2 separate regions of the Homo sapiens genome follow, and region 2 is linked to region 1. Evidence: chromatin loops called from intact Hi-C (ENCODE). Cell type or tissue: PC-3. All regions are shown on one strand. Links, peaks and the distances in the headings refer to the core of each region. The heading gives the core; the rest is flanking DNA.

Evidence for each region. A loop is a pair of places that touch in the nucleus more often than their neighbours do. Peaks named below come from ENCODE experiments on the same cell type or tissue, not always from the same donor. Only the 100,000 strongest peaks of a DNase experiment are listed, where the experiment ranks them.
Region 2: it touches region 1 in a loop (13-fold over the local background); 10 of 110 quality-filtered maps call a loop at or near these places.

Annotation. Positions count from the first base shown.
Region 1 is chr7:44,734,031-44,736,944 of GRCh38, forward strand. No RefSeq gene overlaps it. Among named protein-coding and RNA genes, the nearest start is that of ZMIZ2, 13 kb to the right of the region's middle. In PC-3, for the core only: no CTCF peak of the experiment used is centred there; DNase peaks (open chromatin) are centred at 231 and 1,601; H3K4me3 peaks cover 269 bases; H3K27ac peaks cover 2,500 bases.
Region 2 is chr7:44,632,132-44,635,045 of GRCh38, forward strand. The region is part of intron 2 of OGDH (oxoglutarate dehydrogenase); the gene reads left to right. Among named protein-coding and RNA genes, the nearest start is that of OGDH, 27 kb to the left of the region's middle. RefSeq lists an enhancer at 2,000-2,049. In PC-3, for the core only: no CTCF peak of the experiment used is centred there; DNase peaks (open chromatin) are centred at 1,360 and 1,860; H3K27ac peaks cover 2,500 bases.

The DNA.
Region 1 (2,914 bases), core at 197-2,696:
TCAATTAGACATAAAGTTATAAAAAAATTCAAGTGACCCAGAATAGCCAAAACAACCTTGAAAAAAAGACAGCAAAGTTGGAAAACTCACACTTCCCAATTCCCTTCCCTTCCCTCCCCTCCCTTCCCCTTCCTTCCACTCCCTCTCCCTCCCCTCCCTTCCCCTCCCCTCCCTTCCCATCCTTTCCTCTTCCTTCCCCTTCCCCCTCCACTCCCCTCTCCTCCCTTCCCCTCCCTTACTCTTCCCTCCCCTCACCTTTCCTTTCCCCCTTCCTTTCTCCTTTCCTTGTTTGTTTTGTTTTTACAGACAGGATCTCTCTCCCAAGCTGGAGTGCAGTGGTGCAATTATAGCTCACTGCACCCTCAAACTCCTGAGCTAAAGCAATCCTCCCATTTCAGCCTCCTGAATAGCTAGGGCTACAGGTGCATGCCACCAAGCCCAGCTAATTAACAAAATATATTTTTTGGCTAGGTGTAGTGGCTCACACCTGTAATCCCAGCACTTTGGGAGGCCGAGGATGGCAGATCACCTGAGTTCAGGAGTTCCAGGCCAGCCTGGCCAACGTGGCGAAAGCCTGTCTCTACTAAAAATACAAAAATTAGCCAGGCATGGGGGCGGGAGCCTATAATTCAGCTACTCAGGAGGCTGAGGAGGGAGAATTGCTTGAACCCAGGAGGCAGTGGTTGCAGTGAGCCAAGATCATACCACTGCAATCCAGCCTGGGCAACAAGAGCAAAACTCCATCTCAAAAAAAAAAAAAATTCTTTTGTATAGACAGGATCTTGATGAGTTGCCCATGCTGGTCTTGAACTCTTGGCCTCAAGGGATCCTCAATCCTCAGTCTCCTACAGCACTGGGATTATATGTATGAGCCATGGAACCTGGGCCCCAATTTTAACTTACTACAAAGCTACAGTAATCAGATCAGTGAGGTACCGGCATAAGGAGAGATACATAAATCAATGGAATAGAATTGAAAGTCCAGACATAGGCTGGACGCAGTGGCTCACGCCTGTAATCCTAGCACATTGGGAGGCTGAGGTGGGCAGATCACGAGGTCAGGAGTTCGAGACCAGCCTGACCAACATGGTGAAACCCCGTCTCTACTAAAAATACAAAAATTAGCCAGGCGTGGTGGCGGGCGCCTGTAATTCATGCCACTGCACTCCAGCCTGGGCAACAGAGCAAGACTCCATCTCAAAAAAAAAAAAAAAAAGGAAAAAAAAATAAGTGAAAGGACAATCCACAGAATAGGAGAAAATGTTTACAAATTATATCTGATAAGGGACTTGTGTCCAGAATATACAAAGAATTCCAAGTTGGGAGCAGTGGCGTGTGCCTCTAGTCCCAGCTACTCAGGAGGCTGAGGCAAGAGGATCACTTGAGCCCAGGTGTTAGACACCAGCCTGGGCAACACAGGGAGACCCTCATCCTCTTGAAAAGAAATCCAATTTAAGAACGGGTAAAGGATCTGAATAGTCATTTCTCCAAGGAAGATATACAAATGGCAGTAAGTATGTGAAAAGATTCTCAACATCATGAATCATTAGGGAAATGCCAACGAAAACCACAATGAGATGCCACGTCACACCTACTAGAATGACTAATAAAAAGACACAGGATGTAGAGAAGCTGGAACCCTCATACACTGCTGGTGGGAATGTCAAATAGTACAGCTGCTTTGGAGAACAGGAAGATCATCTGGTAGTTTCTCCAAGTTTAAACATAGAGTTACCATTAAACCCATTAATTCCACTTACAAGTATGTACCCAGAGAAGTGAAAGCATGTCCACACAGAGACTTATACATGAATGTTCATAGCTGCATTATTCATAGTAGCCAAAAAGCTGAAATAACCAAAATGTCCATCAACTCATGAACAGATAAACAGAATGTGGTGTATCCCTATGATGGAATATTATTCAGCAATGAAAAGGAATAAAGTGCTGATACATGCTACAACATGAATAAACCATGAAAGCATTATGCTCAGTGAAAGAAGCCAGATACAAAAGATCACATATTTTATTATTCCGTATATATTAAATGTCCAGAATAGGCAAACCATAGGAACAAAAAGTAGATTATTGGTTGCCAGGGGCTGGGGAGGAGGTAATGCGGAATGACATCTAATGGATATAGGATCTCTTCTGACAGTGATAAAAATGCTCTAAAATTGATTATGTTCATATACATAACACTGTTGAATTGTATACTTTATATAGGTGAATTTTTTTTTTTTTTTGAGATGGCGTCTTGCTCTGTTGCCCAGGCTGGAGGGCAGTGGCGCAATCTCGGCTCACTACAACCTCCACCTTCAGGGTTCAAGCAGTTCTCCTGCCTCAGCCTCCCAAGTAGCTGGGATTACAGGCGTGTGCCACCACACCTAGCTAATTTTTGTATTCTTAGTAGAGACGGGGTTTCATCATGTTGGCCAGGCTGGTCTCGAACTCTTGACCTCGTGATTTGCCCACCTCAGCCTCCCAAAGTGCTGGAATTACAGGCGTGAGCCACCACACCCACCCCAGGTGAATTGTATAAATGTGAATTTATAGCTCGAATAGACTGTTATTAAGAGCAAAAAGAGGCTGATGGTAGTGGCTCACCCTTGTAATCCCAGTGCTCTGGGAGGCAGAGATGGGTGGATCACTTGAGCCCAGGAGTTTGAGACCAGCCTAGGCACACAGGGAGACCCCATCTCCACAAAAAGTACAAAAATTAGCTGGGCATGGTGGCACGTATCTGTAGTCCCAGCTATTTCAGAGGCTGAGGTGGTAGGATCACTTCAACCAGGGAGATTGAGGCTGCAGAGGGCTCTGCGTTCACACCACTGCACTCCAGCCTGGGCTACAAAGAGACCCTGTCTCAAAAAATAAAAATTAAAAAAAAAAAAAGAGAAAGAGCAAAAAGAGA
Region 2 (2,914 bases), core at 325-2,824, 100 kb before region 1:
CATGGACCCCTCAGCAGGTAGAAGGAGAGCAAGTTTGAGGATGTGGTGCAGGAGGAGTTGGGATCCCCAAGAGCAGGAGGGACTGAGGCCAGGACAGCAGGCATACGAGGTCACTGAGGCTGGTGGGAGGAGAGAGGCTTACTCTAAATGAGGATCACTGCATCTTTTGGAGCTCTTCTTTTTGAGACAGGGTCTCCATTACCCATACTGGAGTGCAGTGGCACCATGATAGTAGCCTCAAACTTCTGGGCTCAAGTAATCCACTCCCCCGCCACTCCCCCACGCCTCAGCTTCCTGAGTAGCTGGGAGTACAGGTGCACACCACCATGCCTGACTAATATTTTATATTTTTTATAGAGACAGGGTCTTGTTTTTTTGCCCAGGCTGGTCTCAAACTCCTGGCTTCAAGCCATCCTCCTGCCTTGCCTCCTAAAGTGGTGGGATTACAGGCGTGAGCCACTGAGCCTGGTGGATGTTTTTTGTTGTTGTTGTTATTGTTGTTTTGAGATGGACTTTCGCTCTGTCACACAGGCTAGAGTGCAATGGCACGATCTCGGCTCACTGCAACCTCCGCCTCCCCGGGTTCAAGTGATTCACCTGCCTCAGGCTCCCAAGTAGCTGGGACCATAGGCGCGTGCCACCACGCCTGGCTAATTTTTTGTATTTTTAGTAGAGACGGGGTTTCGCCATGTTAGCCAGGATGGTCTCAATCTCCTGACCTCATGATCCGCCTGGTGGATGTTTTTAATGATTATCCTTTTGTACTGTACTTTAAGAAAAAAAAAATTTTGTTTAATGTCAGAAATTGAAAGGGGAGAGAGATCAAAAATACCTTAATGGGGCCAGGCACAGTGGCTCACGCCTGTAATCCCAGCACTTTGGGAGGCTGAGGTGGGCAGATCACGAGGTCAGGAGATCGAGACCATCCTGGCTAACATGGTGAAACCCTGTCTGTACTAAAAATACAAAAAATTAGCCGGGCATGGTGGCGCACCCCTGTAGTCCCAGCTACTTGGGAAGCTGAGGCAGGAGAATGGCGTGAACCTGGGAGGCGGAGCTTTTAGTGAGCCAAGATTGAGCCACTGCACTCTAGCCTGGGCAACAGAGCGAGACTCTGTGTCAAAAAAAAAAAAAAAAAAAAAACCCTCAATGGGAAAGTAGACTCCAAGAGTGAAAAGGAGCAAATTGTTCCAGTGAGTTCCATTCTGTAGCACAGGTGGCCACAGGTGCTTGCCTTTGAGGAAATGAAAGAGCCATGCTTTGTAAGTCAGAGGCAGGCTCAGCTTCCCCGCACAGTCTGAAGCTGGGTGGCGGTGAGAAATTACTAAAAGGTTAGTGCCGGTTTTTTAGATGAAGTCATCATGTTATTAAAAAATAGTCTGTTTAGTCTCTAGGTTACTGTTCTCTGGCTCCCCTCCCCATCCAAGACTCCCTTGGAGGGAGGTTTGAGGACTTTGGGATTCTCATATCTCTTCGCGTCCATGATTGGATCGTGAGGTGAGGAGATAGCCTTTAGAACCCTCTCTTTGAGTGGTCAGTCACGTGGTATTCCCTCTGAAACCCTGGAGCAGATGCTTTGTGTAGCTGGGCTGGGGTTCCCCCAAATAGGGTTGCATAATTATTGAGGACAGATGAGGCCTCAACCAGACGACCACAGGTGACCCCAGACTGTGGGTCTTCCTCACCTCCTTGAGAGTTGCAATTCTGAGAGCTGATAAAATGTGCCATTGTGTGCAGATCTGGGTAGTTTGAAGCGTTCTCATTTCCTGAGGTGTGTCAGAAAGACTGCGTGAGAAAGGGGTCACAGTATCTTGGATGTCATCTTTTCATGCAGTAAAAAGTCTGGTTTCCATGAATGTTTGTATAACAAACCACCTCAAAACTTGGCACCAGTGTAGCATGTCTCATGACTCTGTGGGTTGGCTAGGTTTCCCCACTCCTCCCACTGCCAGCTCCCTTGGAGCTGAGGCTCACACCAGGCTAGAAGCCATGAAGGCCTCTGATGTGTCTGGCAGTTTGTGCTGGCTGTTCACTGGGCCCTGCCATCCTCCAGTAGGCCGGAGCGATTCCTGCACAAAGTCCCAGAGTAGCTCCAGACAGGGAAAAGAAAGGCTGTGGGGCCTTTGAGGCCTAGGTCCAGACCGTACACTGCTACTCCCCACGCCATTACCTTGGTTAGAGCAAGTCACAGACAACCCTTAGGGACATCCGTTTGGGGAGAGGAAAAGGCATGGCCACTGGACAGCCCTCCACAGCTCTTTTCATAATGACCTGATAGAGCAGCCACCTTTAGTCTAGTGCAGAATCCCAGCAAATATCATTCTGATATCAGTAGATTCCATAGGGCAGAGCTGAAGCAGCTGTTCTTTGCTAATCTTGGAAGTTTATTGATGTTTTATTTACACACCTGTACAGACAGAAGATAATAGAGATTGTTTAGAAATATTCTGTCACCTATAATGACTAAGCATTGCTATAATGGAGCATGTGGTTTCCTTAATTGAAGAATACCTAAATAGAAGCCCATTCTTAACTGGCCTCAGTATAAACAGCTTGTAGTGGCAGGTCACCAGGCCTGGATCACAGTGCCCTACCTTGTTTTTGCTTCATAGGCAGAATGGTGGTAAGTGGTACTCTGGCCTGGGCAAGGTCTGAGCAAGGCCTGCATTGATGGAGGGTCCAGAGTCCAGCTCTACCATCTGCACATTTTCTTTGGAGACTTGTGCTTAGCCCAACAGCATGAATCATTTGCTGAAGGCTCTGGAGGTGGGCATTCCATCCACAAGTCTCCCCAATAGGGAGTACCCTGTTTGGACATACAGGGTAGTCACACATATGGGTTTTAAATCTTGTTCTTAGGATATTTTCAGGAAAAGCTCTGGCCCACACGTTTAGGACCATTTCCTGGGCAGCA